Linked DNA regions of Homo sapiens: regions 1 and 2 are each linked to region 3. A link is a loop called in an ENCODE intact Hi-C map of the cell type or tissue named here. Cell type or tissue: IMR-90. All regions are shown on one strand. Links, peaks and the distances in the headings refer to the core of each region. The heading gives the core; the rest is flanking DNA.

The links. A loop is a pair of places that touch in the nucleus more often than their neighbours do. Peaks named below come from ENCODE experiments on the same cell type or tissue, not always from the same donor. Only the 100,000 strongest peaks of a DNase experiment are listed, where the experiment ranks them.
Region 1: it touches region 3 in a loop (5-fold over the local background); 15 of 110 quality-filtered maps call a loop at or near these places.
Region 2: it touches region 3 in a loop (10-fold over the local background); 6 of 110 quality-filtered maps call a loop at or near these places.

What each region holds. Positions count from the first base shown.
Region 1 is chr4:181,565,280-181,576,135 of GRCh38, forward strand. It overlaps a transcript of TENM3 not described here. Among named protein-coding and RNA genes, the nearest start is that of TENM3-AS2, 260 kb to the right of the region's middle. In IMR-90, for the core only: a CTCF peak has its summit at 4,461 (motif pointing right); DNase peaks (open chromatin) are centred at 1,382 and 4,472.
Region 2 is chr4:182,636,994-182,647,849 of GRCh38, forward strand. The region is part of intron 5 of TENM3 (teneurin transmembrane protein 3); the gene reads left to right. Among named protein-coding and RNA genes, the nearest start is that of DCTD, 270 kb to the right of the region's middle. In IMR-90, for the core only: CTCF peaks have their summits at 6,085 and 7,083; DNase peaks (open chromatin) are centred at 6,098, 6,938 and 7,878; H3K27ac peaks cover 402 bases.
Region 3 is chr4:182,801,941-182,812,796 of GRCh38, forward strand. TENM3 (teneurin transmembrane protein 3) reads left to right here. Exons shown (of 28, transcript NM_001080477.4): 28 at 1-1,084. Among named protein-coding and RNA genes, the nearest start is that of DCTD, 110 kb to the right of the region's middle. RefSeq lists enhancers at 1,871-2,040, 5,693-6,631, 6,760-7,261 and silencers at 4,454-4,543, 4,564-4,613, 7,906-8,025. In IMR-90, for the core only: CTCF peaks have their summits at 4,592 (motif pointing left) and 8,002 (motif pointing right); a DNase peak (open chromatin) is centred at 4,601; H3K4me3 peaks cover 642 bases; H3K27ac peaks cover 285 bases.

The DNA.
Region 1 (10,856 bases), core at 852-8,851, 1.2 Mb before region 3:
TAGACCAGAACACTGCATAATTTCAACCTACCATTAATGATCAAAGTTACATGGACGTATTTAAACTCAGGTATTATGAAGAAACATACTTAGAGAATAAATTTTACTGGATGGTTACAATATTGCCAGATACTATGCTTAGTCTTAGAGATACATCAATCAGCAAAACAATTCTTGCCAAAAAAGTAAATCTTAGAAGGTGGGAAACGGGTACATAAAGTGATTAGTGTATAAGAAGTGCAATGGCGAAGTATGTGCAGAATATTACAGGGATGCGGACGAGGGCACGCAGCAAAGTCAAAAGCTGAAGGGTGAGTATCAGGGTGGCTCCCTGTAGAGAGAAACAGCTGAGCTAAATCTTAAAGAATGCATGTACTAGGTGTACACTTTATATATAATATCTTATTGAAGGTATTATCATGTTTGTGATTTTATTTCTATGTTAGCTAGAATGATTTCATGCTAGAGAATTATATTAGAAAAGTAGATTGCAATTAATCAATTTATTTTCTTACAAAAATCCATGATGTTAGTGCATATTAATACAAGGGAAAATCCTATGATTTATGGAAAGGAAGAATTACTGAAACCATTAATAAAGTTTAGACAGGTCCAGAATGATAAAGTGCGGAAGTAATCACAAAATGTTTGTTGAATTAGTTAATTTAAAGTGAGACAGAAATTAATCACATACACATTGTTCTAAGTTGGAAAAAAAGGAGATAGAAACCACATACTACTACATGCAGAATACAGCAGAGTCCAACTATTTCCACAAAAACCTAGTTTCCCCCAAAGAGGTTTATAGATGTTTGGCGAAGAAAAAAAAATGTTTTGTATTAAAATAATTTGGGGAAATATAAGCTTAAATAAAATTAGAAAGAGCTGCTTCTTTTGCAAGATTTTTTAGAACTTTTAGTATACTAAGCAATATCTCCCTGAAATTGTTGATCAGGAAATTGTTGCTTTCTCCAGAACACTTACTAATATGCAATCAAACTAGTGTTTCAGAAAAACTGTTTGAGAGATACTGACATGAGAATTTCAGGAGAAATTTTGGGAAAGGGAACTAGACCTTTGCCAATGAACTCAATGTCTTCTAAATACATGTTTGGAAAAATAAAAATCTTTATTACTAAGCTGAATCTCAATCTTGGGCTTCTATTCTGCTTGATTGAAGAGCTCTCTCTGTAATCAATGACAGGTAAGCTTGATTTCAGGATATAATACCATCAGTTTGAGATTTTCCTCTTTCCCACCCTTCTCAGAGGGGCATCAAAGTGCTGGTGAGCTTCTGCAGGATCTCGTAGCATTGGGATAGCACATATGGTTCTCATCTGGTAACTGTCCATGCAGCGACCAGCTGTGGTTTACACAGGCCCGTCTGGTTTTCAGCTGTTGTTATTCTTCTCTGAGATGTCTGCCTCTGCATCTGGCTCTCCAGCCGTGTGTTCACACTACATCCACCACAATGTCACCTCCTTTTGATTAAGTGACTACTTCAGGTCAGCCAACTCTCTCTTAGCTAATTTCTGTGCTTTACTCAAACTGTGGAAGAATTAGGCTGCTTCGCCACATCACTCTATGTCCATGAGAAGCTCGGCGAAGCTGCCTAAGACCAGCCCTGCCTCTAATAGTGCTTGGATGCCAACAGGTACCAGGAATTGTCTGTGAAGATGCCATCTTCCGAGACTCCAAATAGGGTTCTGGCCTCCCAGAGCTTACCTGGGCATGAAGTCATTCCACCCTCTTAAAGAAAAGCTAGGTGGTAGTGGGGTTGGAATATGAGGGATTCGTGCAAATGATCCCGCTTTAGACACCATACTCTGATCAATAAGAGTAGAAATATACTCAGTGAATTTTAATAGGTATTATCAAAGCCTGTGGGCAAAGTGGAGCATACCTAAAAGCCTATCTCTTCATCATCACCTTTAAGGATCACCCCATCACCTTCAGGAACCTTTCATTATAACTCCTTTTAAGTTCTGCGCCCTTAGTAAATTCTAAAGATTTAATTTATAATTCGTAAAATGACTTTTCCAAAAATATTTGCATATATTCTGTTCGTGTCTCTTGCAAATGTAGAAACTTTATCTTGACTTAGATACTTTTAGCAAAAATGTGAAGCCTAATTAGCACTATAACACTAACATAAATTATTAACTCTAACATAAATTATTTAATTACCACATCAGGCAGACACCTTCAAATGGATAACCTTGTAACTAAGCAATACTAACTTTCCTCATAGACAGTTTCTACCAAAACACCAAAAGTGATTTTAAAAAAGAAAATTCTGACCTTAGGGCTAAATAAACATGTTGAGGTGACTTCCTTTGTTTCTCAAACTGTATCTCTTTATTTAAGATTAAGAATAAAGCAGAAAAATCACAGTATGTGTATCTTCATGAACTAGAAGTTGATAACAAGTTCTTTTTTACTCTTTTATAGAGTAAAAGGAAACTGATATGTTGTGTATGTGTGTGACACATGAGGTCTTTCTACATATAATATTGGATTTAGATAAATACTATTACTGCTTACCGTACAGTTAAGGAGACTGAGGATCTGAAAGGCGAAATAATTAGTCCAGGGTTATAAAACTATGAAGTTGTGGAGCTCATATCTTCATCTTCTGTTGACAAAGCCCATAGCACCTTTGGCCAACTTACTTGTCAGAGACGTGCTTTCTAAGAGATGAAAACAGAAAAAAAAATCATATATTACATCAGAAAATAGGAAATGCATTGTGTTTCTTAAAATACGAGTTAAGGAATGATCAAGCATCTAGCAGTTTTTCTCATCCTTTTTTACAGTTGACAGGTTTAGAGCCTGTTTTCTCCATAGGAAGGGTTGTGGGTAGTCACTCATGCCAACTAATACTTTTTTTTTTTTTTTTTTTTGACAGAGTTTGTCTTTTCTTGCCCAGGCTGGAGTGCAGTGGTGTAGTCTCAGCTCACTGCAACCTCTGCCTCCTGGGTTCAAGTGATTCTCCTGCCTCAGCCTCCCGAGTAGCTGAGATTACAGGCGCCCGCCACCACACCCAGATAATTGTTTTGTTTTGTTTTGTTTTTGTTTTACTATGTATTTTTAGTAGAGACAGGGTCTCACCATGTTAGCCAGGCTGGTCTGGAATTCCTGACCTCAGATGATCCACCCCTCATCCTCCCAAAGTGCTGGGATTACAGGCGTGAGCCACTACACCTGGCCGCCAACTATGTCTTTTACTGCTACCATCTTGGGGTCCACGTATCCTCATGCTTCCTCTTGCCATTGCAGACCCTGTGTGACCCACCCCAACCCCAAGCAAACTCCTCAGGGAAATCTGGTACCTAGGACCTTTATTCCCCCTGGAACTGTCTTGTGCTGACCTATTTCTTTCTCAGGCAATAGAGTCCTCGCAGAAAATCTGATACTTTATTCAGCACTTTGGAGTAGCTGGCTTAATAGACTGTCCCACACCAACAAACAGATCCCACTTCCCTAATCCTTTCCAAGCTCCCACAGATCTTGCCACTCCCAAGAGCAGGCTCGTCACTCCTGTGACACAAAGGGCACACATAGGTCATGCCAAGGCACCTATAAAGTTGTAATCCTTTGGAGGATTAGAGGAATGAGAGACTTCCACTCCCCAAGGGTAGGGATTATTGTCTGTTCTGTTACGTGTGTATCCCAAAAGCCTAGAACAGTACCTGGAACAGAGTTGGCACTTAAAAACTTAATATTTATTGAATGCAGAGTAATAGCAAGGAGAAAAGTAATAAAAGGTTTTTGCCAGTGCAGTGGCTCATGCCTATAATCCCAGCACTTTGGGAGGCCTAGGTGGGACCATCACTTGAGCCCAGGAGTTCAAGACCAGCCTGGACCACATAGTGAGGCCCCCGTCTCTAAAATAAAAAACAGCAACAACAAATGTGAGGTCTCCCTGCTGCCCTGCTCTTTCTTATTGTGTCTGGTCCTCCGAGGTGAGAACATGGTGTGCCTATAGTTCACCACGTCCTTGTTTAAGCTTCTCGTTGATTTCAAGTGGACTATTTGACCACGATAAGCCTGGAAATTAAAATCTGACTTATTTATATTCTAAATCCTGTTACTATTATACTGCAAGTTGTTGAAAGTGTTGTGCCTTTGTGTGTACATTTTTATTTCCATAAGTGGATAGAATAGAATGTAAGGATTGTAGAATCTCTGTCATGGTAAGGTTCAGCCCATTTTCTAACTCATTTTCCAGCCTGGGGTTGTTTCCCCTTTTTGCACTGGATTTCTGTCTTGCATGCTAGAATTTACCTGGGTTCTCACTGATGAATACACAACCAGTTAAGAATCTGAAAGGTGTACTAACCCTGTAAAAGTTGTATAGGCCCTAAGGTGTAGGCCTTTTGACATTTTCTGTGGTGTGTGATTTAGCCAGCCAATGAAATAATTTCTGGTCTCAGGATAGTTTTTCATCCTGCCACTAGATGTCAGGAACAATAAGAGTCAGCTTGTATCTATGTTACAGAAAAGAACCAGGCTCCAGAACTGTTTTCGTATCTTTCTCAGGACTGACATTTGTGTATTTGATAAATACTTACTGAGTACCTACTATGTGTCAGCCACAGTTTTAGACATTCAGGAAGAATCAGGACACAAAACAGACAGTAACGGACCTAACTAAGAAAAAGAGACTTTGTAGAGTTAGGAGGTGTGTGCAGGTAAAAGAGAGTTCAAGACCAGCCTGGGCAACCTAACAAGACACCATCCCTACAAATGTTTCTTTTTTTTTTTTTTTTTTTTTGAGACGGAGTCTCGCTCTGTCGCCCAGGTCGGACTGCGGACTGCAGTGGCACAATCTCGGCTCACTGCAAGCTCCGCCTCCCGGGTTCACGCCATTCTCCTGCCTCAGCCTCCCGAGTAGCTGGGACTACAGGCGCCCGCCACCGCGCCCGGCTAATTTTTTGTATTTTTAGTAGAGACGGGGTTTCACCTTGTTAGCCAGGATGGTCTCGATCTCCTGACCTCATGATCCACCCGCCTCGGCCTCCCAAAGTGCTGGGATTACAGGCGTGACCTACAAATGTTTCTTAAAAAACGTATCCAGGCGTGGTGGTGCATGCTTGTCGTTCCAGCTGCTCAGGAGGCTGAGTTGGGAGGATCACTTGAGTTTTAGAGGTCAAGGCTGCAATGAACCATGATCACACCATTGCACTACATCCTGGGTGACAGAGAAAGACCCTGTCTCAGCGACAAAGAAAAGAAACAAAATGAACGAAGGAAAGAAAGAAAGAAAAGAGAGAGAGAAAAAAAAGAAAGGAAAAGAGAGAAAAAGAAAGAAAAAGAGAGGAAGGAAGAAAGAGAAAGAAAGAAAGGAAAGAAAGAGAGAGAGAGAAAGAAGGAAAGCAAGCAAGCAAGCAAGCAAGCAAGCAAGCTTCTGGTAGGCAGCGGAGTAGGTAAAGGCAGAGAAGCTTCCTAAGGGGAATGCCAACAGGATTGGTGTGAGTTGGGGTCCTCTCTGAGGCACACAAGACACAATTCGATCTGCAAGACATTTACTGGAGGCAACACCTGTGAAGGGAAAAGGGGATGGAGCGAGAGAAGGTGGTGAAAGCGCTCAAGCCTCCGTGAAGTTCTGACCCTGTGAAATGGGGGAAGGCAGGAGCACTGGCAGTGGGGAAGAAGTGTCTTACTGTTCAGTGTAGATCTGACGTCCAGGCTGATGGGAGACACTGAGCCAACGTGGCCAGCTGAGGTATCTGTCTTTTAGGAATGGACCTACATTTGTCCTCTGCTGTGCCATCGGGAGTGTTCTGTGGATTTATGGTCCCCCTGGGAAGGAGACAGTGGATTGAGAAAGGAAGTAGCCGGTGCTGTTCCTCAATTGTGTTCGCCACTGTGGGATATCTGAGTAGTGCATTTCTTAGTGTCTTCGGAATTCGAGGAAGCTGGAGGCGGGAAAGTAGAAAGGAAAGGGACAGAAGAGCAACTACATCCGTTTCCTAGATAAACTATTGCTGGGTCCGTGAACAGTAACAGTGGCCATTCATAAAATGCTATTGATTGTTTTAATTATTTTATTTTATCTTATATATATTTTTAAAGACAGGGTCTCACTCTGTTGCCCAGGCTGGAGTGTAGTGATGCGATCATAGTTCACTATAACCTTGAACTCCTGTGCTCAAATGATTCTCCCTCTTCAGTCTCCTGAGTAGCTGGGACTACAGGTAGTTGCCACCACAGCCAGGTAATTTAGAAAAAACTTTTTAGAAACTAGGTCTCTCCATATTGCCCAGGCTGGTCTTGAATTCCTGGGCTGAAGAGATACTCCTGCCTCAGCCTTCCAAAGCACTGGGATTACAGGTGTGAGCCACCGTGCCTGGCCCTGTTTTAATTATTTTATTTACAACATTTTTTGTTATTGATCATGAGTAAATACAATTAGATATGAATTCTATATTTTTGAATAATAATTAAAACAATAAAATCAGGCAAATCAGCTGTTCCCTCTAACACCAAGCTCTGTTTTTATTAGGCATAACTTACAAAGTGTTTTGTTCCATCCTTTATAGTGTATGAAACTTTTACTAGATTTATAACAGCACAGATTGCAGTTTCTTGGTATATCTATTAATGTCATCTTCTTTTTCCTTTTAGAGGAAAAAAGAAGGAAAAAGAGAATATATGTATATATTTCACCAATATGATTATAGGAATCTTTATAGTGTATATTGGCTCAAATAAGAAGCAGGCATTTTTATCGCTGTAGCATAGTTCATCTTATATTTTATCCTTAGAGATGCTGCAAAAAATTTCAAACGATAGATTAACCACTGTTCTGATAAAATATGAAATTAAACAAGTTTATAAGCATTTTTCTACTTAGAAACTTCTATCAGTTTTAGAGATTTGGTTTAGCAGTTCCCAAAGTTCGGAATGCTTGAGTAAAACTTTCCTAAAAACAAAAGTACTGAACAAATGGGCTGAGAATCTCATGAGAAGAAACCTGTCAAGATTCTCAGTCCTTCCTACAGGGGCTCAGGGAGAAAATCCCAAAGGTAGGATTTTTATTGTTAAGGCATTGACACATTTTCTTCTTTTGAGAAACATATGAAAAATAAGAAGATATATAAAACATAATAAACTAAAGTAGGTCTATATTCAGTTAGAAAAAGAAAAAAATAGTGTCAAATGTTTAAGTTTCCATGTGACTGCCTTACAACTGTGGTAGAAGCAATATGCTCCTTAAATAGTTTTTCTTTCTTTGATTTGAACTTGCTACTTTCTTACAGTTTCACACTTTTTTTTGTCAATGAGTACATTCCTTATTGTTTTACTTTATATTTTTATTTTGATGGAACAAAGTATGTGTATATATTTATGGGGTACATGAAATACTCGCTACAGGCATACAATGCATAATAATGACATCATGGTAAATGAAGCATCCATCAGCTCAAGCATTTGTCATTTCTTTGTGTTACACACATTCCAGTTATACTCTTTTAGTTATTTTTAAATATATAATAAATTATTGTTGACTGTAATCACTTTGCTGTGCTATCAAATGCTAGACCTTATCCATTCTATCTAACTATATTTTTGTGCCCATTAATCATCCCCAGTCACCCCACCCTTCACTACCCTTCCTAGCCCCTGGTAACCATCCTTCTACTCTCTATCCCCATGAGTTCAATGGTTTTAACTTTTAGCTCCCACAAATGAATGAGAACATGTGAAGTTTGTCTTCCTATGCCTAGCTTATTTCACTTAACATAATGACCCTCTGATTCCATCCATGTTGTTGCAGATGACAGGTTTCATTCTTTCTTATGACTGAATAGTATTCCATTGTGTGTAAGTACCACGTTTTTTTATCCATTCATCTGTTGATGGGCACTTAGGTCTCTTCCAAATCTTGGCTATTGTGAATAGCGCTGCAGTAAATACAGGAGGGCACATATCTCTTGATCTACTGATTTCCTTTCCTCTGAGTATGTACCTAGCACTGGGATTGCTGGATCATATGGTAGTTCTATTTTTAGTTTTTTGAGGAACCTCCATACTATTCTCCATAGTAGCTCTACTAATTTACATTCCCACCAAGAGTGTACACAGATTCCCTTTTTTCCACATCCTGGCCAGCACTGCCTGTCTTTCTTAAATTTTTTTTTTAAAGAAATATGAATCTTGATGTTAATGTATAAAGCCACATGACTAATGATTACTGTTTCATTCAAGAAGAGGATAATTATGTGGTAATAATGATATAAACTGTAAATCCTTGCTAAAAAGATATGAATTAGTGAAAGCATGAAATATAGAAAACGAATATTTAAGGAACTAGAACAAGGCTAATATAGTGTCACCTGGCAGAGATTTCTCTGTCTGTCTGTCTCTCTCTCGTCTTAATGCACAAATAATTTGCTGCCAAAATTTGAACCCAAACAATAACAAACTCAGGTTATATTAGAAAATCAATACTTTAATTTTTAATACATGTTTAGTGATTAAAATATTTTATTCTTTTAAAACAAAAACAGATAAGCATTAAAATTATACTCCTATTCACACCCTCTATGTGCTGAGCAAACCCCCTTGCTGGTACAAGTATATTCTTCAGAACAAACCTGTCCCAAATATCTCAAAGGACAAATTCATGGGATTCAGAGAAATGTACTTTCACAGGCAGCAAAAAAAATCCTTAAGATATCATACAGGCATAGTTTGCACACTGAGAAACTTAGAGATGTATTCATAAATCTTACAGAAATTGAGGACTCAGAAAAAAGTCCATTAATAAAATTGAAACTCCCCGAAGATTTAATATTGTGAAATACACAGTGAGCAGTTCCACAGCTAACTCTGATAACTGCTTTTATGTTTCTGTTCAGTTGAGGAAAAATCCTTTCAGGAGTTCCTACCTAGTCACTTCACTTGAGGTCTTGGCTATCAAGGAAGAAAAACAATCTCTTCACCTTCATATAAATGTCTTCCGGCCGGGCGCGGTGGCTCACGCCTGTAATCCCAGCACTTTGGGAGGCCGAGGCGGGTGGATCATGAGGTCAGGAGATCGAGACCATCCTGGCTAACAAGGTGAAACCCCGTCTCTACTAAAAATACAAAAAATTAGCCGGGCGCGGTGGCGGGCGCCTGTAGTCCCAGCTACTCGGGAGGCTGAGGCAGGAGAATGGCGTGAACCCGGGAGGCGGAGCTTGCAGTGAGCCGAGATCGTGCCACTGCAGTCCGCAGTCCGGCCTGGGCGACAGAGCGAGACTCCGTCTCAAAAAAAAAAAAAAAATGTCTTCCAGTTTATCAGGATATGATCATTGATTCAGAAGTAAGTGAGTTCAACAAAGGTCATAGGAGACAAACTTCCCATGAAAAGATGAGAGAACAAGTTATTAGACCACCATGGAAATAAAATTAATTACTTCCTTTTGTTAAAGGTAGAATTATATGTTTTTAAATATAGATCATTATATAGAAGCCGTAGGAACTTAGAACTGGAGAGGGCTAACTTAGGAATGATTTAGGTTGAGATCTTCATTTTACAAAAGTGAAAATGTACTAAAGAAGGTACATCATGGGACTAAAGATCTAGTTGCAACAGAATTGAGAGATTAGGTCAATAATTATGGAGATGCCAATATATTATTGTTAGGGTTTCTAAAGAAGTCTACATCAAGTTCTGTTTTTCAGTCATTTAAAATGCTATTATTTTTGCATCGAATGGAATTTTGTTGGCACTTTTTATTATAAAAGTAATTCATGCAAGTAATTTTTTTAGTGTTATAATGTAAGAACATATAAAACATAAAGTAAAATTCTTGACCGCTACCAGTCCCCCATTCATTCCCCTAATTCCACTCTCCACAGTCCATCAGGAGTTTAAGTTTTTTGTTATCCTTGTAGCTATTGATATAATATTTCATTATATATTTGTTTTTCTTCTTAATTTAGGAAATTTAGAAGCTCTACATCTCCACTAAAAACTTTCAAGAATTTAGTTTATTAATTACACTTTCTGATGTATCAATTATTTTCTTGTTTTTTCTATTTATATTGTAGTTAATTATTCCATGGTATACCAATAGGTTGATCTAAAATGCAATAAACAGATTTTACAATTCGATGGTAATGTCATTTTTTGGGTTCTAAAACTAAATAGAATTGGACCCATCAAAAAATAAAGTGTAATCCCAAGTCTTTCAAATGGTACCACTGAAAAAAAGACATTAGCAAGCAACCCAGTAAACTATCTCTTCTATTATTTTCTTTCTAGCATCTTCTGGATCCTTCTCAACTATGCTTTTTCTTGCAAACCATATTGCCTCTTTTCTTGGAATTATGTATTATTTTAATTGGTGAATTTGAAGAGCAAATTTTTTTCATATAGGTTGAGTGGTATGGAAGCTTTCTGAATCAGTGCTCTTACACTTAATTTGATGGCTGAGCTATATACGACATTTGGGGTTCAACTCCTTTTTCTTTAGAATTTCAAAGTATGGCTTTGTTTCCTGACTTCCGCTGCTCCATTTCAGCAGCCTGCTGTCAGACTGCAGAGAGACTGATGATCTGCTTATCTTCTCCATGGACACAGATAGACTGCATTTCCCAGCCTTCCTTGCAGTTAGACATGGCCAGGAATCAATAGCAAGAGTGATAGCTTCCATTTAGGGGACACATTTTGTTTTGCTTTGTTAGGTTTTTTGTATAAATTCAAGAGGGTACAAGTGTAACTTTGTTGCATGGATATATTGCACAGTGGTGAAGCCAGAGCTTTCAGTGTATTCATCATCTGAATAATGGACATTGTCTCCACTATGTAATTTCTGATCATCCGCCCCTCCTACCCCTACCCTTCCTAGTCTCCACTGTCC
Region 2 (10,856 bases), core at 1,708-9,707, 160 kb before region 3:
GCTACGTTGCATAAATATTTAATTGGTGTTGCATATGTCATTTGCTTTTACATTAGTGGTACTAACAGCGGCATATTCAGAGAGAAATGTCTGCATAGAGAGGAGTGAAAGAAAAGTAAATGGCATAAATAAGGTTAAAAAAACTTGAATTACTAGGAATTTTAGAAGTGAATTCAGCATAAAACCTTTAAGTTTCATGGAAACTATATCAAACAAAGGTTTCATCCTAGAATATACAAATAAAGATACAAATATCAAAGGTTTCATCCTAGAATATACAAATAAAATTTAAATTTGTATAGAGTTTGTTGTTCCCACATCATCTTAGAATGTCTGCAGACTGCTCACATTGTCCCTTTTCCTTAAAAATAAGATTCCAAAGCCAGACGTGGTGGCAAGCATCTGTAGTCACAGCTTTCTGGGAGGCTGAGGCAGAAGGATCACCACTTGAGCCTCGGAGTTTGAGGCTGTAATGCCTGATGATCATGCCTGTGAATAGCCACTGCACTCCAGCCTGAACGACATAGCAAGAGCATCTCTAAAAAATAAAAAATAGATTTAAAAAAATTCCAGTTTCTTCTTTAGTGACTTTGGTAATATAACACCTGTCAGAAAAGGAACTGACCATTCATTCATCCGTCATTCATTCAACATTTATTTATCAGGTGACTACCATGGGTCAGACACTGTGACAGAGACAGCAGTGAAAATACAGTCCTTGCCTCTTAGAGATTATATTCTTTTGTAGAATGCAAACACTGAGTAATTAATTACAGTTATAGTAACTGTTTGAAAAGGAGAAATGTAGGAAACTAAGAGAGTGCATAAAAGACAGAACTTTACTGAATCTGAGCATTCAAGATTTTCCTGCTAAGGCCTAAATAATAACTGAGATTATGTGTTTTGACAAATGCTGACGTAGGGACAGATTCTAAGTGTTACCACATAAACCTAAATGTGACCCAAAAATATCAACTGTCAGGGTATTAAAACTAATATATTGTGATATAATGAAAATTTATCCATGTGTTAGGGGAAAAATTTTTTTTTTTTTTAGTTTTCATTATTGACTTAGTTTACCTAGAGCCCAGTGTTCCAGTTAACATCTAGAAGTAGAAATGTCACTTTGGAAATTTGGGGTAACTAGATCTATAATTGCCGCAAGAATCCCATAGTCTCTTTCTGTTTGTTCCTTTCTCTTAATTTCAGATAACGTACATGCATGCTTTAAGAATTTTATTTATAAAGAATTTTCAAAAAAATGTTTTTAAAAACTGGTAAAGGAAAAGATATCTCTGACTTCTTTCCATTCATGAGTACTCAATCTGTTTTGAAGAAATTAAAAACATACAGATGTGTGTGTCTGTATCCTACATCGCAAAAGCTGTTTGGAGATAAGCGTCATGTTGCCCTGTGTTTGATAACTAAGGAGGTCAGCACGTCTCATTTTCATGATTGAGTTGGGCCTAAAGGTGCAAAGAATCTTACTCTGAGGCCCCCCCATTGTGCATCTTCCCATTGTACAGTCTATACAGTGACTCGAAGAACAAGTATGTTTTTTTAGCTAGATCCACCTCTGTATAATACTAAGATATTTTCTGAGAAAAGATTTCATGTTATTAATGATAAGAACTTCCAGTCCTTCTGTTACCTGTTACATTTTATCGTGGTGACTTATCCGGGAGGGAATTAATGCTCCTCTTCTGGTGGCTGTCCATCAGCCAGCCTGGCATGACATTGGCTGGCTCTGTCCTGGGATTGTCTTATCACCCTAATACTTTAGCCACTGCCTGATCCTTTCTGTTTTCTCCTCCACTGGGGAACCCATTCTCTTTATGACTTTCAGTAAGCCTCCACCTGCCCCTGAAGGAGAGGAAACCTGTCACATATTATCCTGCATTTCCCAGAAAGACAGAAGGATATCCAAAGCTACCTAGAAGATTACTGCATATAATTTGTAGAATATGGGGCTCTTGGTTTTGAGAGAAAATTGTACAGGTGGTTTTGCAGATTTCAGATTTTTGCTTATTTTTTCATGTATCTCCTTTTAATTATTTCTAATATCAAAGTCAATTTCATTAAACTTAGCTGTTTTTGAATACCTTTTCTAAATACTGAATTCACAAAGATGAGTAAGAAGTAATATTTATCACAGTGATCTCACACTCTTATATGACAAGATATAATTTGAAATTTGTATACCATAGTACAATTTATTTTTAAAATACTGTTAATAAGTATAGACTCTCAAAGCAGCCAGATTTGTGTTTGTATCTCACCTTTGTCACTTAATAACTATGTAATCTTGAACAGGGTAGTTAACCTTCGTAAACCTGAATTTCTTCCTCAATATAAACAAGTTTCAAAATAGTACAGCTATGGGGAAAATTGAATAATGTGCCTGGCAAAATGTAAGTGCTCAGTTAATTTTAGCTCTTCTTCTTCTTCTTTGTAACAACCTAGTAAATTAAGTACTATTATCCACACTTTTTTAAAAGAAAAATCTTAGGCCCAGAAAATCAGTGACTTGTCCAGTCAGCAAGTCCTTTAAAAGGAACCATAATCTAGGTCTCCTTATTTTAAGTCCAGAACTTTTCCCACTATATCACAGAGCATTGTTTCTCCTAAGGTTTAAGAATTTATAGATAGAACATGAACTGAAGAATAAATAACAATGAAAGACAAAATGAGAAATGAATTCCATTTTGAATTCTTATTTTCTTATGTCAGATTATGTCACGAGGAAGGTCTCAGCAGATGTTAGCCATCTCTGACACTTGCCTTTAACATCTCTTTTACAAATAAAGAGTAATTTGGACCGGGTGTGGTGGCTCACACCTGTAATCCCAGCATTTTGGGAGCCTGAGGCGGGCAGATCACGGGTTCAGGAGATTGAGACCATCCTGACCAACATGGTGAAACCCCGTCTCTGCTAAAATACAAAAAATTAGCCGGGCGTGGTGGCGCGCACCTGTAGTCCCAGCTACTCGGGAGGCTGAGGCAGGAGAATTGCTTGAACCCAGGAGGCGGAGGTTGCGGTGAGCTGAGATCGTGCCACTGCACTCTAGCCTGGCAATAGAGCAAGACTCTGTCTCAAAAATACGTAAATAAGAGTAATTTTGCTGATTTCTATTCATATCAAGATACACTGATTTTTCCCTTAAGGTAATACAGAATTTCCTTTAGAAATAAATGTATTAAAATTTTAAGTCAATCACTTAAAAAAGAAGTATATAAATGTAAAATACTGACTTACAAAATAATACTATAGAAGGTTCACTATTATAAAGGTGATCGGCACATTTTTACCAATACAGGAATCACTGCTGAGGGAACTGAAAATGCTGTGGGGCTTTTCCACTGGGTTTCCCAATTTTATTCCAGATCCTTAATCTTTTTGTTAACTACATTTCTAGTTTTAACAAGCTAATTGCATGATATGGTTAGTAAGCCTATATGAGTTACATAGAATTTGTTTATAAAACCTAACTATATTGTTTCAGTCATTTCAAATAATCATAAATTTTACATTTTCCATTTTTAGAGTAATGATATTTTTAGATGCCTTTTTTTACTTCTTCAAATACATTCTTCATGATCTTGGAAAAGAGTCACATAAAGAGAAGCATTGCATGTTTAAAATAAGAAAGTGGGCCATTTATTTTTAGGAAAGGAGACTGAGACCACCAAATACAGAAGCAGGCTGGCAGTGTGGGCAAGTCTCCCAGGGATCAGAGACTGCAGCTTCCTCTGTGTTTTGCTTTGAAATATATTTCCACAAATGCTCCATAAATATTCATTAATAATGGTTAAGTTAGGAGTAACTAAGGAAAACTGCTCTCCGAGTGATCCCAGATGAAGAGGGAGCAAATGGAACGCAGGCTTCATAAGAACGTTTTTCTCCTCTGCCTGAGGAGTAAGATGAGACACTCATGGGAGACTGATGTCCTCTGTCCAAATAACCCTTACCTACAAGGTGCTGCAGGCACCCAGAGGCCGTAGTGGGTTCCACAGCCCTCTGCTTCTCACAGCCAGCTGAACTTGATAAGGCAGTCTCACAGCCAGCCGAACTTGATAAGGCAGATACCCACTTCATCTTAGTTGACTGAGTGATAAACAACAAATCACATGAGCTGCTCGTGCCTACATTACTGAAGGATCATTGATTCTGTTTCAAGTTTCCTCTTGACATACACGTGCACCTGTGCAAACACACACACGTATACACACACTCACGAATCAGTGTCTGTCTCAAATGTAACGCCTTGGAGAACTGGACTATTACATAGGAGCTGTTTTTCGGATTTTGCCATGTTTTAATATACTGACATTCTTCTAAGGATCTCCATATTTCAATAGTTGGATCTTTCAGTAATGGTGATTACAATGCCTTAAAATTTCAAAGAATTGTAATTTTCAGTTTGTATATTTTACCATTTTTTAAAAAGCCAAAACAAGTGAAGAAATAATTTTATGCTTAAGTCAGTAGCATACATAAACATTTGTTACATAAAAGTAGTATGCAGTTTTTTTTTGTTGTTTTTTTTTTTTTGAGACAGAGTCTTGCTCTGTCACCCAGGCTGGAGTGCAGTGGTACCATCTCAGCTCACTGCAACCTCCACCTCATAGGTTCAAGTGAATCTCCTGCCTCAGCCTCCCGAGTAGCTGGGATTACAAGTGTGCTCCACACGCCTGGCTAATTTTTGTGATTGTAGCAGAGGCGGCGTTTTGCCATGTTGGTCAAGCTGGTCTCAAACTCCTGACCTCAAGTGATCCACCTGCTTCGGCCTCCCAAAGTGCTGGGATTACAGGCGCAAGCCACCGCGCCTGGCCTATGTGTGCAATTCTTAAAGCTGTTATGGGAGAAAGGAACCCAAATGAAAATTGAGTGAGTACTGCAAGCCTTTGAATAATGAGATAGATCTATTGGATTTCAATGGCAAAGCTGCAGGTAACTCACTAATGAATCATCTATTACATACATTTCACAATAACAACAAATTCAATATTTTGGGAAGCAGGGAATAACCCACAAATCATGTAAATGATTTCATTCTGTATTTTGAATGTTATTGAAATAAGTCCTCTTACCATACTCTTCAATATTGACAAGTATTATCTCAAAAATTCTCTAGCTTATAGGTAATGGCTGACCCCTTTGGGCAGCTGATCGTGACGGTTAACACTTTGTTCTTTCCATTACATTGGAGGATGAATCCTTCTTTTATTCAGAGAACAGACCCTTTAAGCAAGAGAAAACTAATGAAACATCAGGAAAACAGTCTGTTTTAGAAATTCTAACTTAATTCTCTCTGTGACAGAAGCAACAGCTTGATTTTCGTTTTGTCAGCTTCAGCATTGGCTGTCAAAGGCAGCTCTGGAATTAGCATTTCCTGAGCCGCATCCATAGGTGTCTTACTCTGCATCCACGTAGTTCAGAAAGAAAAAATGCAAGGAAACTTTCAAGTAGAATTGTTTAATGTTATCATTTATAAAAGAATATGAGTCAAATATCCTGGCAGAAACAAACCTTCAAAGCTAAATCACTGTGTGTTCCCATCAAGGCATTTTGATAGCCAATATGATTCTTTTTTCCCATTAATTGCATTATGCCAAGAAAGGATGGAAAGGAAAAACAGCATAGAAATATAAAATATTGGCAGCCATTCTGTATCTCCCTCCAAACCTGTTCGTTCATAAAGCCTATACTTTTAGAATGTTATCATGTAATACAAAGAGGAACTTCCTATATCAAATGTTAGTTCTTTTGAATATAAATATCCTACAGTTGACAGAATAATTTTATTTTCCTTAATGACAACTAGAGTGCATATTAATATGAAAGCTTTCAAAAGAAATATTGATTTAAAATAACAATATTTGGGTCAGCATGCTATAGAGTGTTGAAATAATATTAGCCTTAAAAGTTAATAACAAATAATAATGAATTAGAATGCCAAAATATTGCCCAACACATTCTGTCAACACGTATATGAACACAGCAGGAAATCCAAAACAAAAGCTAATTTATAGAGAACTCTGTGTTCCTAATGACAGTTTAGACCAGTAGGGGTCCAAGTTACAAACTGCAGTCTTCACATGCGATACTTTCATTTTACATTGAAAGCTTGGTTGCACTCTGGATACATGTAGCCAATCAAATGATTGCCCTATATTTAAGAGTATTTTTCTTATTTTTTTCTGTGAAATCTGATTATTAGCACATGAAATACACATGTGCATCGTGTATATTTATGTATTCATGAAATTGATACATAAAATGAAACAATTCTGCATTCAAAGCCCAAGATATCCAAGGAATCGTATGTATAACATGATAGTTTGACTCTATGCAATGTAGTTTTAAAAATTAAAATCAAGAACAACATCGGTATTCTAATGTGTTGACATCTTATTGATGCCAGATATTTTTCCCTGTGCTCAATAATTTAGCCTAAATATTTGTATTTTAAAATATATTAACATCATAGAATATAAATCTGGAAGAGACCTTAGAGGTCATCTAGTGCAAACCCTTCAGATTTTCTTTGTAAATGAGAGAGCCAAGCCTCAGAAAGATCCAGTAACTTGCCAAAGTTCCACAATTATTTAAAGCCAGAATTCAGACAGGGACTCCAGTCTCTTTTAATACAAACAAAAGGCCCCACAAGATGCAATAGACAATCTGTGTTGAAAACAATGTACTTACCTATGTAATGTCAGACTCTGATTTTATTTTCTGCAACTTAATATGTTCCTAATGAATCTTTCTCAGAAAGATTCCTTTTGGAAGTGTACCACAGTGAATGTGAAGTGAATTGCAAGAAAGGGAAACTCTACATCCTTGCTTGCTTTGATGAAGTTTTGAGGTTTGGGAGACTAAACAAAATGGAATGGCAGGCATTTTCAGCATGGTATTTTTAAAGTCAGTTTTTCTTATCAGACTCTCTTTCCCATATTACCTCATCCTCTTTGTCTTTGTGAGAATGTTCACTTGATCTTGTAATATTAAACAGCGTTTAGCCAACCCTGGCAGGCCCTCCCAGCACGCTACTCTGTGTTGCCAAAACCTTAGAGCACACTCCTCAGGGTTCTGGTGGCACACACCACCTTCAGGTGACTGATGGCTGGGTGCTCGGGTCTGTGTTCCCTTCACAACATCCCCTGTAATTTGCTCCAAGGTTCTGGCAATTGCTGGACTATGTCACCAGCTGTCATCACCCTTCCTTCCCATCCATTTTTGGCAGGATCTGGGGACTCAAGCATGCCAGTAGAAATAATAGTAGCTGTGGTAACAACTTCAGTGGCATGGTCCCCAGAGACGAGATCAAAATTTGGCACCTTTTTCTCTCAACATGGAGCTAAAAATGGCACTGAATTTGTTACTTGGTGGTATATAATTTTCTTTAATTACACATTTTTGGTTTCAAGTGTTCCACATGCTGGCTTTTAAGTGTGACACCAACATATACGGGTTAAAAACAATGGCATGCCCCCTTTTTATTTTATGGGGAGGAGGTGAAATAACTATAATACCATGGATTCCGTTCGTCTCCAGCCTTGGAAAATAAAAGGAATGCATGCTGTAATTTCTCTCACTTTAATGGTCTTTGTGTGTGAAAAAAAATTCCTTCATAAAATTTTACTGATAAATCTTTATTAACATATTGTCTCAAAATTATTTCAATTAATAAGGTTTTTTCTTAATTATTGGAAAAATCTACAGAAACATACTAAGAGTTTGCAGAATAATTTTTTAATTACATAAGAAAGATTTAATTTTTAACATCTGAAAATGGTTACAGTTCATGAATACCACAAGACAACCTAAAAAGATGCAGTCTAGAGTAGCCTATTTGGCTGTTAGTAACAGAGGTTTTGACCACGATCAATGACTTCATATCCATGTTAGTCACTCCTGAGTTGATATTACTATAATTTTTTTTTCTCATTGACTTGGGTGATAGTATAAAAAGTATACTCATTAATTTTATAGATGACAAATGTCAGATGTTACAACTTATTTTAAAGGGATCCCTGTGCTACTTCAAACTTTACTAAAGACAAAGCAAATGGTTTTTATCTTCATAATTGTTTTGTTTTCTGGGTTTCTTTTTTCTGTTCATGATATCAGTGACTTCACTGCCCAGGCTAAAGTGATATCATGAACAGAAAAGAGAAACCCAGAAAGCAAAACAATTATGAAGGTAAAGACCATTTATTTTGTCTTTAGTAAAGTTTGAAGTACCACAGGATTTCTAGGTAGGTCTAGTAGAAAAATGTAAAGTTTGAAGTATAGCCCAGTCAGGAAAGAATTCAGTGTTAAGAGATACATATTTCAAAGTCATCCATCCACATGGAATTGGAAGTTGATATTATAAAAGTGGTTAACATGAAAGGAAGGTCAAGGAAGGACTTTGGCAAATGTCTATATTTTGGGGAATACATGGAGGGAGGCATTGTATAAGTCAGGAGTAGGCAGGTTATGAAGTGGTAAAAACAACCCTAAAAACCTAAATGGCTGTATCAGTTTGTAATTGCAACTGGGCCCAACTTAGCTGGGTGCCTCTGCCTCACAGTCTGTAAGGTTAAGTTTACAGTCAAACTACAGACTGGGGCTGCTGTTTCATCTGAAGGCTCAGCTGGTGCTGCAGGATGTGCTTCCAAGCTCACACACAAGGTTTTTGGCAGACTTCAGTCTCTTACCACATGGGCCTCTTTATGAGGCTGCCTCATAATATGACAGCTGGTTTTCCCTATGGAAAGCAGTCCAAAAGAGAGAGAGAACAACCAAAAAAGAAGCTGAAGTCTTTCGTAACCTAAGCTCAAAAGAGACATTGCATTATTTCTGCCATATGCTTTCCATTGTAAGCAAGTCACTAAATCAAGCCTAAACTCAAGGGGAGTAGATGATACAAGGGCGTGAATACCAGAAGACAGGGCTTATCTGGGGCCATCTCAGAGGCTACCTACTACAGTGGCTTAACATGATGGTTTATTTTTGCTTAAGCTACATGTGCAGGGTGGTTCTTGTCAAGGGGTTTCTGCTCACTCAAGGCCCTAGACTTAACAGAAACAGTACTCAGCACATTTGCATGATTACTGCATGGGAATGCAACACATTACATATTGGTTCTTAAATCTTCCTCACAGAGGTAAGACATACTACTTTTGCCCACATTTCTTTATCTGAAGCAAAGTTATAAGGCTTCAGAAGAGCAGGGAAGAGTAACTCCAATATATGTCCAGGAGAACTTAGTTATTTGTGAATAGCCTGTAAGACTTCCACAAAATGATTTAAGGAGAACAACTGGGAACCAGCAGAGAACTGGGAAGAGAACCAGGAGAATTATGAAAGGAAAATAAAGTATTGATGATGTGTGGCTAATAATGCCCAGTACTCTTGAGATGTAAACAGGATGAATATTGGCACGAGGCTACTGGATGTGGCAATTTAAGAGATACCAGCTGGGGATGGCGACTCACTCCTGTAATCCCAGCACTTTGGGAGGCCGAGGCGGGTGGATTGCTTGAGGTCAGGAGTTCAAGACCAGCCTGACCAACATCATGAAACCCCGTCTCTACTAAAAATAGAAAAATTAGCTGGATGTGGTGGCGGGTGCCTGTAACCCCAGCTACTCAGGAGACTGAGGCATGAGAATAGCTTGAACCCAGGAGGTGGAGGCTGCAGTGAGCCGGGATTGCGCCACTGCATTCCAGCCTGGGTGACAGAGCAAGACTTCATCTCAAACATACATACATACATAAAAATAAAAAAATTTAAAAAGAGATACCCATAACCATTGTGAGAAAGATTTTAGTACAGTAATGAGGAACATCAGTTAAAGTGAGGAGAAAAGAAGTGTGTGCTGAGGAAGTATGTATTGTGGTCTCTTCTTTTGAGATACCTGGTAGTAAAGGGAAGGAGAGAAATTAAGCAAAAATTTGAAAGATATCAGAATTAAGAAACCCTTGAAAATCCTGATTCTGTAAGTAAGCATGACATTTATACCCCAAACATTGCTTTTTCATCTCTTCTAAACCATTTGTAAACATGCTTAAGTTGAAGGAGCAAACACAGAGACCTTCAGTGTACAGTCAGATACAGTAAGATGCTGGTCACTTCATACCGTCTGGGTTAAGTTTCCGACTTTGTGTCACAGTCCCATTTCTTCATCTTAACAACAACGATTTTCTGCAGGGTGACAAGTTATAATAGTTTTTGTTTTTAATTCTGGTAAGAAACACACAACATAAAATTTATCGTCTTACACATTTTTAAGTGTATAGCTCAGTAGGATTAGCATTGTTGTGCAACAGATTTACAAAATGTTTTTATAGTATGAAACTAAAATTCTGTACCTATCAAACAACAACTCTCCATTTCTCCATCCTCCCAAACCCTGGTCATCACCATTCTACTTTAAGATTCTATGACTTTGACTACTTCAGATAGTCCATGCAAGTGGAATTATACGGTATTTGTATTTTTATAACTGACTGACTTCATTTAACGTGAAGTCCTCAAGGTTTGCATGTCGCATTCTATAGCATGTGACAATATTTCCTTTTTAAGGCAGAATACTCTTCCATTGTGTGTATATACCACAGTTTCTTTATCCATTCATCCATTGATGGGCATTTGGGTTGCTTCCACCTCTTGACTATTGTGAATAGTGCTGGTAAGAACATGAGTGTGTAAGTATCTCTTCAAGACCTTAATTTCAGTTCTTTCGGGTATGTAGCCTGAAGTGGGATTGCTGGATCATATGGTATTTCTATATTTAATTTTTTTGTGGAATCACCATATTGTTTTCCCTAGTGTTTGCAACAAAATGTTGCAATCCTAGCCAACA
Region 3 (10,856 bases), core at 1,334-9,333:
TAGAAGATATTTCTCAGTTCATCGAGCTATAGTACACACTGTTTTCCTCTATGTATAATGGTGATAAAATATAGCAAGTGAACATGTCGTAAATATAAAGGTTCAAGTGATGTATTGAAAATAATTTTCTAACTGCTTTGTATGTATCACATACTCTAAATTGCACAGTAGGCGTGTTTATTAAACAGATGATTGGCTGGGAAAGTTTCAAAATAGCTACTGAATTTACAGTATCAGTGCTATTACTGTCTTTGTGTATTTGGTAGAGCATACCGAAGTAATTAATCTTCTAATGAATGCTGATGATATTTTATTAGAATGAAAGCACAGATTAGCATTAATATTTTTTATTCTGGAAATCCTTTGGCAAGTATTATGAAGCCCAAATTTAGAAAACTATGAGATTTCAAACCACATAAACATGATTCTGTTTTCCATTTTATTTTTTAACTGTTAGGTATTTGCAGTTCTGTTCCGTGGAACTTCTGCAGGCCTGTATTTAGCATGCTGTAAGTACTTTTGGGTGAAATAGGCTCTGAGTCTAAATTCTCAGACATGTTTCTGATGTATTACCATGAAAAGCTTGTGCCACATGACAGAAGTGAGATCATAGTCTTAACCTCTTCTTGACGTGGACTGGTCTTCACTCGGGCACCGATAAATAACAGATTTGGAGTATCTCCTGGTGCTTATTTTAGATGATGAAGTCAAATCAACCCAATTAGTGTCCTGTTAGTAGGTATAATGAGCCTATTTCTTTCTAAAAAGACTTGTGATCTGGACATGCTTTTACAAGAAATAGTGACCTTGGGGAATATGTAAACAAAAGACCTTTTTCTAAGAGTTGGGAGGGGGTGGGGGACTGTATAATGAAAAGAATTAGCTTACAAAAAAGAAATTGATATTCAAAGTATTTTAGGCAAAGCCAGTCAAAATGCTTTCATGATATTTTGAGATGTAAATTTTGTCTGATTTGTATTGTTCTTTTCATTTGCCTTCTTAACTTTATATGTGACCTGAATTTTCCATAACTTGATGACTATAGATTGCACCTAGGCATTCCAATAAAAGCCAACCCAATGTGTGTGTGTTTTTATATTTTTTCAAGTCTTGGGCTAGCCAGCATTGCTTTTGTGTTTAACGTGGAGGACGCAAATAGATGCAGTTGTTGGGGAATTGATTCATCTGCAACCCAGTTGGTAGTATCTTTTTTTTTTTTTTTTTTGTCCATTGGCCAGACTGCTGGCTCAGCAGAGTGAACTTCACAGGGGACTCTCCCATGGCCTACTTTAGAAAAACAGTAAACACACCCCCACAAAGCCAAACACGCTAACTGTAAAGAAGAGTTTACAAAAATACCACCCATTACTACTTGAGAGCAGGCCTCATTCCTGTGATCCTGGCAATAAGTGTGCTTAATTAAAACACTTGATTAGAATAATCAGTTTGGGCCTGGTAGGCTTGCAGCCTCCTGGAGATGTCTAAATCTACATATAGACCGGCTGATTAGAAGATGCTTAGTTCAGCAATTCTGGCCGGCAGGCCAGGGCTTTGATTTTAGTCGGAAGAGGCAGACTTCATCACACTTGCTTTCTAGTGACAACCTCAACTGCATAACGTGTTGATCCAGCAAGAATCAGGTCATTCCACTTGGCAAACTGGTCTGTTTTCTTCTCCTCGAATTAGACTTTAACATGATCAAAACGGAATTCCAGAAAAACAGGCGAAGTACTGCTTTCCTTCTCTACAGTCTTTTCCTTAAAAGTAATGTCTGAACAAATGCAAATAAAAATGGTGCCGGTAAAAATTATACCTTAGAAAAAATAATCTGAATATGGGATATGCTGCTGCCACATCCCGTGAAATTTGTCTTTACATTCACCACACATATCCTAACAGTTGCATGGGGTTCTAACTGCCAGACCGCAACAGAAGGGCAGCACCTGACTGTAAGTACTTCAAAATCAGGACCAGTCCTCAAGCGCTTGAAAAGATGAGGAGAGGAGCTGGAGGTTACAACGAGCTATGATCGCAGCACTGCTCTCCGGCCTGAGCGACACAAGACCCAGTCTCTTAAAAAAAAAAAAAAAAAAAGTTTTTTAATGAAAGAATGCCGTTGATGCTTTCCCTATCCGTGCCCACTCTTCACTCCGTTCACCATCTTTTCTTTCTCCTTTTGCCCTGGGCTACTCCTGAATGCAGTTGTTTCTCTCGCCTGCTGACAGCAAATCAGCTGTCCGAGGTGCTTTTGGAAAGGAGGGATTCAAGAGAGGAAGCCAGAAGGCACTGATCCACATCATGTTCTGTCTGGGTAAAACCACCCGGGCAGTGCTCACAGCCGCTCGCTTGCTGTTGTACAGAGGAGGACAAGGTCCACCTGGACCAAGAACTGCCACCACCCATCTGGCCGGGGCGGGGTGGGTATCATTTGATCTCCAGCAGAGTGGGGTGAGTCTGCCCCTGGGAAGCCTCGAAGGGCAACATATTAAGATCTCACCCTTCCATAGATACCCAAATTTCCTCCCACTTTCCTTCAAGGAGTGATCTGATTCCAGCATCCCAGTCCACAAAATGCATCCCCATTCCAGAAGCTGGAGGTGGAATGGAATTACAGAAATGAGTTGTCCAAGTTCACAGAAGTGGCTTAAGTTAAGGTGAGCAGAGATTCCCTTTGCTAGTACCCTCCACTACATCACAGCCTCCTCATAACGCTCCCCGGGAAGATACCGCAAATACTCCTTACCGCCCCCCTTCCCATGGGCACTTGATCTTTCCAAAGCTGCCATCATTTACAGCCAGGACTAGCATTTTTCATTCTATAACGATCCGCCGACACTAAACAAAACAGATGCCTTGAGTGCCCCCTCTGCCTGCCAGTATTTCTAGCTCCTCACGCCCTTCTGTGTAGGTAAGCCAAGTTTGACTCTCCATCATTTCCAAAAGAAAGACCATTGGGCTGTTTACCTAGATTTTCCATAAGTTATTCATCTGGCTTTGAACATCCTACTAGACCCATGAAAAAATAAAATAAAAATGAGTTATAACTCATTATCACCCATTTTAACCACAGAGTTAAGCCAGAGTACCAAACAGGTACTGATAAGCCATTTGAATTTTCTACCTTCTCATTTAAGCCACATAATGAATGTCCTCTGTTTGCCAGACTTCTCATTTGCTGTTCACCACCCCTGCAAGCAATGGTCTCTTGATGTTAGTTAATTACTAATAACTTTTAGGTAAATTGAGTAAACCTTTTCATTTATGAACCGACTTAGAATCCTGTCGTGGAGGAATACGGGATTCCTAGAGTCCCGTGGATAGAGAATTTACTATCAACCGATTCTAAGCCTAGAGTAACATCATTATTCAGTTTAGAGTTAATGGGTTCCTCAAAGCAAATTTAATAAATCCTTCTGGGATCTAAGCTCAGGAAAATTAAAATTAGAAGCATAAATTGTCACTTTTAGGGCAAGAGACTGGCTTGGTAACAGTCCCCCTGCTTACAGGGTGAATTGTGAGCTACGCTTAGCCCTGGCCACAGGCATTCATCCTGTATTATGCAGGGAAATCTCGTTCTTCCACCTGTGTGCAGAGATTTCCTGAATTCCAGCCACAGCGGCCATTTCTCTATGGCATAGCTCGCTGCACACAACTGTCAGGATTTACAAGCGGTCCGCTGGGTCAAAATGAATTTTTAAAAATGTTCACAAGTGAACTCTATCAGGGGAGAGTGCGGGGAGCATAAATGCCCAAGGACTTAAAATGACAAATTCTCGGGCGTGACTGAAAGGCTGAAAATGGGGCGCTCAGTGGAGGTCGGTGAGGAGGCTCACCAGGCTCTCTTCAACCTGGAGTTCTTCTGCACCGTGGTTAATGACCGTAGGCTGGAGACTGCCCCATCCCACACCTTCCTCCCACACGAACACTAGGGAAAGTCTAGTCTGCCTGTTCCAGAGAAAATTCTGCAAAAATCGTCCCCAGAACTATCTTTGCATCCACGATGCTCGCTCTCTCTCTCTCTCTCTCTCGCTCTCTCTCGTTGCAATGGGTCAGGTTGAATCTAACCCTCTCTGTCCTTTAAGGCTTGGAAGGAATGCCATAGGGCTCCCTCGGTGGGCCAGGGCGACGTTGATGACTCAGGATCTCAAAAGGACCTAGAGCCAGTCTGTCATCCCCAGTTTCTTAATTTATTGACAAAAGGTAACGAACAAGCAGATTGTAAAATATCTTTATTCAGCTATGACATGATTTCCAAGCTCAAAAAAAAAAAAAAAAAAAAAAAATCAAGCCTGGCGTTTAACTTCAGTCTGGAGCATTGACAGGTGACAGGTCACTGCAGAACACAGAGGTGACCCAAGGCAGAGAACGGGAGGTAGCGAGAGGAAGACGACACCCTTCCCTGAGTCCTCCCTCATCTGGGGCTTCCCTCTGGCCTTCCCCTGGGGTTCCTGGGACTCGGCTTCTGCGGACATGGAAAAGCCGTCCCAACATCCGGCGGCCCCGTGGGCAGGGGTCCTGGGACGCCCCCTCCTGCATCCCCGGGCGGGCCCTGCAGGGGATGGCGGCGATTTCAGGAAGGGCTCCGGCGCCCCCTAGTGACGCGCGGCTGTGGTAGGGAAAGTCCTGCACGCCAAAAGGGCAGTTCCCGGGCCAGAAACCGAGGTGAAACCGAAGAGAAGGCGCCGCCGCTCGCCGCTCGCCACTCTCCACCCCAACCGCGGCGGGGCCGGCTCTCTGACCCTCTCTTCCCCACCTCTGCTCTGCCCTCCGAGTTTCACACTTAAAGCGGAGACTTCTGCTTCAGCACCGCCGCACCGAGGCCTGGGCCCTGCCAAAGTGGCTCGGGTAAGATTTCCCTGCACGTCGAGCAGACACTGTCATGCCGCGTTGCTCTCACTCACAGATCGAAATAAGGCCCTTCCTCCCGGGAATCGTCCGCGGGCTGAGTTCCGCAGCGCCTGAAAACAGTGATTTCTGAACTATCATATTGTTTCCCTTTTACTTTTCATGTTAACAGTCCTGTCGCTGGAAAGAATGTCCCGGAAGAACGGATCACTTAAATTCAGAGTGGCATTTTTATTTCTGAGGGAGCTGGGCTCTCACGGAACGTGCTGGAGTGACAGCCTGGAAGAGCGAAAGCCGCCCCCCCTCCCGCTTCCCCGCAGCTCCCCAGCCGCCTCGGCCTGGCCTCCCTGCAGCGGTGACATCCAGTCTCCCTCCTCTACCCAAGCCTGCGGCAGCCACGAAAGCCACCGCGGCGCAGAAGTGGGGAGGGATTCAACCTTTTGCCCCTGGGTTGTCGCCCAGAGAAGCCAATGGATGCTAATCTCATATAGCAGCCTGTTTGCTGGTGTCCTGCCTTCAGAAACCGGCCGTGAGTGAGCCCGCTGGCATTTTGGGAGGCCAATATATAGGCCCTTTTTCCTACCCGGGTTCTCGCTGAAATGAGTAAGGCCGGAGATGGCTCAGGAAAGCCAAAATATCACCTAGATAAAGGCCGGGTTGGGAAGCAGCAGGCACAGCTGCATGGGAAATCCCAAAGGGCCACTAACGGGACACCAAGATAGATCAGCCAGGCGCTGGCAGCAGTGGCAGGATGACGGGAGAGGCCCTGCTCCCTGAGCTGGAGCCCAGCGTGCCCATGCCCAGTTCGTTCCTCCCCACTCACCAGGAGGGCAAAGCGCTCCCCTGCCCACTGGGAGCCGGGATGACCAGGAGGCCCGGAGTGAGATATCTGTCTCTCTCTCTCTCTCTGTCACACACACACACACACACAGACACACACACACACACACACACACACACACATATATCACCAAGGAGGCTGTGGGCTGTGGCACTAGGAGAAATATTGCACCAGGTCTGGAGCCCCGGGTTTGCGGATGCTGCCCCCACCGCCTGTGGCCTTCAGCCAGGTTGCTTCCCGCCCTGGGCCTCTGCCGAAGCCAGAGGCAGGGGCTCTCCACCGGCAGCAGCGAGCGCCTCGCCTGCTGTGACAACTCTGTCTGGCTCTGGGGCTGCTCGGGAACCCGGTCCTAAACACAAGTTCTTGGGTCGTAAGCACAGGCTGGCAGTCCCAGATCGGGAGGCCCCATGCATCTGCTCCCGACCTGAGTCCCTCGCCCTGGCTCCCACTCCGCCACCCCATGGCGCTGCCTGCGAGAGGCGCCGGAGCCAGGCTCTGGCCTTTTCCGAGGCGGCTGCCTGCCGGTTCCTCTCGCGCCTGTTACACGGCGGACGGCAGGCTCCCGGGCTCTTGTAAATCAAAGGGCAACAGGACTCGCCTCGCCACCACTCAGGCTCTTTCTGCGGCCTCTGCCAATTAGTGCTCCAGTTAATCACACTTAGCAACTCCCTGGAGAAGCAGCGAAGCCGGGAGGAGCCCAGCGTGGGAGACCCCCTCAGGCTGGCTCTGCCGAGACGGAGATGACCACTGGCCTCTGCGCCTTGGTTTCCCCATCTTTACAGTGAACCCAGACCTTGGTCCCCAGCCGCCCCTCCCCACTTCCCGTGCCAAGACGCTGCATGTGTGTGCACACACACACGCATCTGTGTACGCATGTGTGCATGTGTGTGTGCATGTGCGTGTGTGCCTGCAAGTGCGTGTATGTGTGCATTTCTGTGTGTGTGTGCGTGTGCATATGTGTGGGGTGTGTGCACGTGTGTGAGTATATGCATGTGAGTGTGCACACGTGTATGTGTGCCTTTGTGTATGTGTGTGTGCACGCACATGTGGGTGGGTGTGTGCGTGTGGATGTGAGTACGTAATGTGCGCGCACATGTGTGAGTGTATGCATGTGAGTGTGCACGTATGTGTATGTGTGTTTGCGTATGTGTGCACGTGTGCATGTGGGGGTGTGCGTGTGTGGATGTGTGTACATAACGTGTGTGTGCATGTGTGAGTGTATGCATGTGAGTGTGCACGTATGTGTATGTGTGTGTTTGCATATGTGTGCACGTGCTGTGGGTGTGTGCATGTGCACGCATGTGTGTGCATGTGCGTGTGTGCAGGCATGTGTGCATGTGTGCATGTGCGTGTGTGTGCATGTGTGTTTGTGCATGTGTGTGTGCATGTGTATGTGTGTGGACAGAAAAAGCTAGAAGAAAGAGCCCATGGTGATATCAAGGCTACCACCCAGACGTCTTTCACCATCTCCTGGGAAAGTCCCCGAGCTGCGGGAACCCCAGCCACAAAGCTCAGCCACATGAAGAGGCCCCAGGACGGGAAGGGGGTTGCTCTCCCTGCAGCCCCCACCCACCAGGGAGGGAAGTGGCGAGCAGGGCTCCCTGGCACCTCCTCACACTTCCTGCAGGACAGAGCCTAGTAGCTGCCCTGTCCCCACCCCAGAGCTCACTGCTCGCCGTTTGAAGATGATGCAGCCTGACTCTCGGGCGTGAGTATTTGTAACCGCACAGGAAATGACACGGAGCATGGCAACCTGCAAACACAGCCCTGCCAGCATCCCATGCTTTGCCCTGCTCCAGAAAAGGAAACTCGAGGAGGAAGGAAGTGGGCAGAGGAGACAGCACAGGGTCCCTGGGTCCATGCCTGATGGTGCCCAATGTTGTCCCCCTTTTTCTGGCAGCCTTAAAGGCTAGAACTGGACTGAACCCCAAGGGCACGCCTCACCAGTTCTCCCTCCTGGGCCCTGCCTGGTCCCTGGCGGCATCAGGCCTCGCTGGTCATCAAGTTCAAGACCCTGGCAGTGAGGGTGCCCAAAATGGTGGCCCCCTGAAAACAGGCCAAGTCCAGTGCCAAGGCAAGTGAAAGGGTTCTGCCTCACAGTAAAAACCACCCCATATTGGTGGTTTTGCCCTGCCATTTCATAGTCCCCCAGCCCCACAAAAAGACAAGGATCCTTTCTACTTCTGCCCACAGTCACTTGTGAGAGCCAGGGCCATGACCCAACCCTGAGTCTGTCACCACCCCCACACCTTCCCAGGGATCCTGGGCAGGGACAGGTGGAATGCAGGCAGGGCAGGAGCATCCCCGAGAGGGCCCTCCAGGGGGAGCACTGCTTACTTTACACCCTCACCATACACACTCACACCACACACACACACACCACCACACACACCACATACACACACACCACATACACACATATCAGATACACACCACACACACCATCACATACACACACACACTCTCACCACACAACACACACGCCCTCACAACACACACACACATCACTACACACACCTCCTCACCACACACATACACCACACACACACAGACCCCACACAAATATGCACAACACACATGCACACCACACAATCACACACCATCTCACCACACACTTACCAACACATACCATCACCACACACACACCATACAAACACACACACACACCATACAAACACACATACACCACACACATATGCTATCACAACACACATACACACCCTCACCACACACACCAACACACAGCACACACACATACCATCACTACACAGACACACCCTCACCACATACATACCACACACACACACCCTCACCACATACATACGACACACGCACACACCATCACCACACACAAATACACTCACCATGCACACTCCCTATCACCACACCCACCACACACCCTCACCACATACACACACAACACATACACACTCACCACACACACACTGTATTAGTTCGTTCTCATATTGCTGTAAGGAAATACCCAAGACTGGATAATTTATAAAGGAAAGAGGCTTAATTGACTCACAGTTCCACATGGCTTCAGAGGCCTCAGAAAACTTAAAATCATGGTGGAAAGGGAAGAGGCATGTTTGACATGGCGACAGGAGAGAGAGAGAATGCATACATAGAAGGAACTGTCAAACACTTATAAAACCATCAGATCTTGTGAGAACTCACTCACTTTCATGAGAGCAGCATGGGGGAAACCACCCCCATGATCCAGTCACTTCCCACCAGGTCCCTCCCTCAAAACCTGGGGATTATGGGGATTACAATTCAAGATGAGATTTGGGTGGGGACACAGAGCCAAACCATATCATTCCACCCCTGGCCTCTCCCAAATCTCATGTTCTCACATTTCAAAACAAACAGGCCTTCCCAACAGTCCCTTAAAGTCTTAACTCATTCCAGCATTAACTCAAAAGTCCAACTCCAAAGTCTCATCTGAGACAAGGCAAGTCCCTTCTGCCTGTGAGCCTATAAAATCAAAAACAAGTTAGTTACTTCCTAGATACAATGGGGGTACAGACATGGGATAAATACATCCATTCCAAATTGGAGAAATTGCCCAGAATGAAGGGGCTACAGGCCCCATATGAGTCTGAAATCCAGCAGGGCAGTAAATCTTAAAGCTCTGAAATGATCTCCTTTGACTCCATGTCTCACATCCAGGTCACTCTGATGCAATGGGTGGGCTTCCACAGCTTTGGGCAGCTCCACCCCTGTGGTTCTGCAGGGTACATGCCCCTCTGGCTGCTTTCATGGGCTGGTATTGAGTGTCTGCAGCTTTTCCAGGTGCATGGTGCAAGCTGTCGGTAGATCTACCATTCTGGGGTCTGGAGGATGGCAGCCCTCTACTCACAGCTCCTCTAGGCAATGCCCAGTGGGGACTCTGTGTGGGGGCTCTGACCCCACATTTCACTTCTGCACTAACCTAGCAGAGGTTCTCCATGAAGGCTCTACCCCTGCAGCAAACTTCTGCCTGGACATCCAGGCATTTCCATACATCCTCTGAAATCTAGGTGGAGGTTCCCAAACCTCAATTCTTGATTTCTGTGCAACTTCAGGCCCAATACCACGTGTAAGCTGCCAAGTCTTGGGGCTTGCACCCTTTGAAGCAATGGCCTGAGCTGTACATCAGCCCCTTTTAGCCACAGCTGGGATGCAGGGCACCAAGTCCTGAGACTGCACAAAGCAGCAAGCCCAGCCCACAAAACCATTTTTATCTCCTAGACCTCCAGGCCTGTGATGGGAGGGGCTGCTGTGAAGACCTCTTACATGCCCTGGAGACATGTTCCCCATTGTCTTGGCGATTAACATTTGGCTTTTCATTACTTATGCAAGTTTCTGCAGCCAGCTTGAATTCACCTCAGAAAATGTGTTTTTCTTTTCTATCACATCGTCAGGCTGCCAATTTTCCAAATTTTTATGCTCTGCTTCCCTTTTAAACATTAGTTCCAATTCCCAACCATCTCTTTGTGAATGTATACAACCGAATGCCTTTAAGAGCACCCAAGTCATCTCTTGAATGCTTTACTGCTTAGAAATTTCTTCCACCAGATACCCTAAATCATCTCTCTCAAGCTCAAAGTTCCACATAATTCTAGAGCAGGGGCAAAATGCCACCAGTCTCTTTGCTAAAGCAGAACAAGAATCATCTTTATTCCAGTTCCCAAAAAGTTCCTCATCTCCATCTGAGACCACCTCAGCCTGGATTTCATTGTCCATATCACTATCAGCATTTTGGTCAAAGCCATTCAACAAATCTCTAGCAAGTTTCAAACTTTCCCACATTTTCCTTCCTTCTTCTGAATCTTCCAAATTGTTCCAACCTCTGCCTGTTACCCAGTTCTAAAGTCACTTCCACATTTTCAGGTATCTTTATAGCAGCACACCACTCTCTGTGGTACCAATTTACTGCATTAGTCCCTTTGCATACTGCTATAAAGTGTTGGCTGGCCGGGCATGGTGGCTCACACCTGTAATCCCAGCACTTTGGGAGGCCAAGGCAGGCAGATCATGAGGTCAGGAGATCGAGACTATCCTGGCGACCACGGTGAAATCCTGTCTCTACTAAAGATACAAAAAGATTCACCGGGCATGGTGGCAGGCGCCTGTAGTCCCAGCTACTCGGGAGGCTGAGGCAGGAGAATGGCGTTAACCTGGG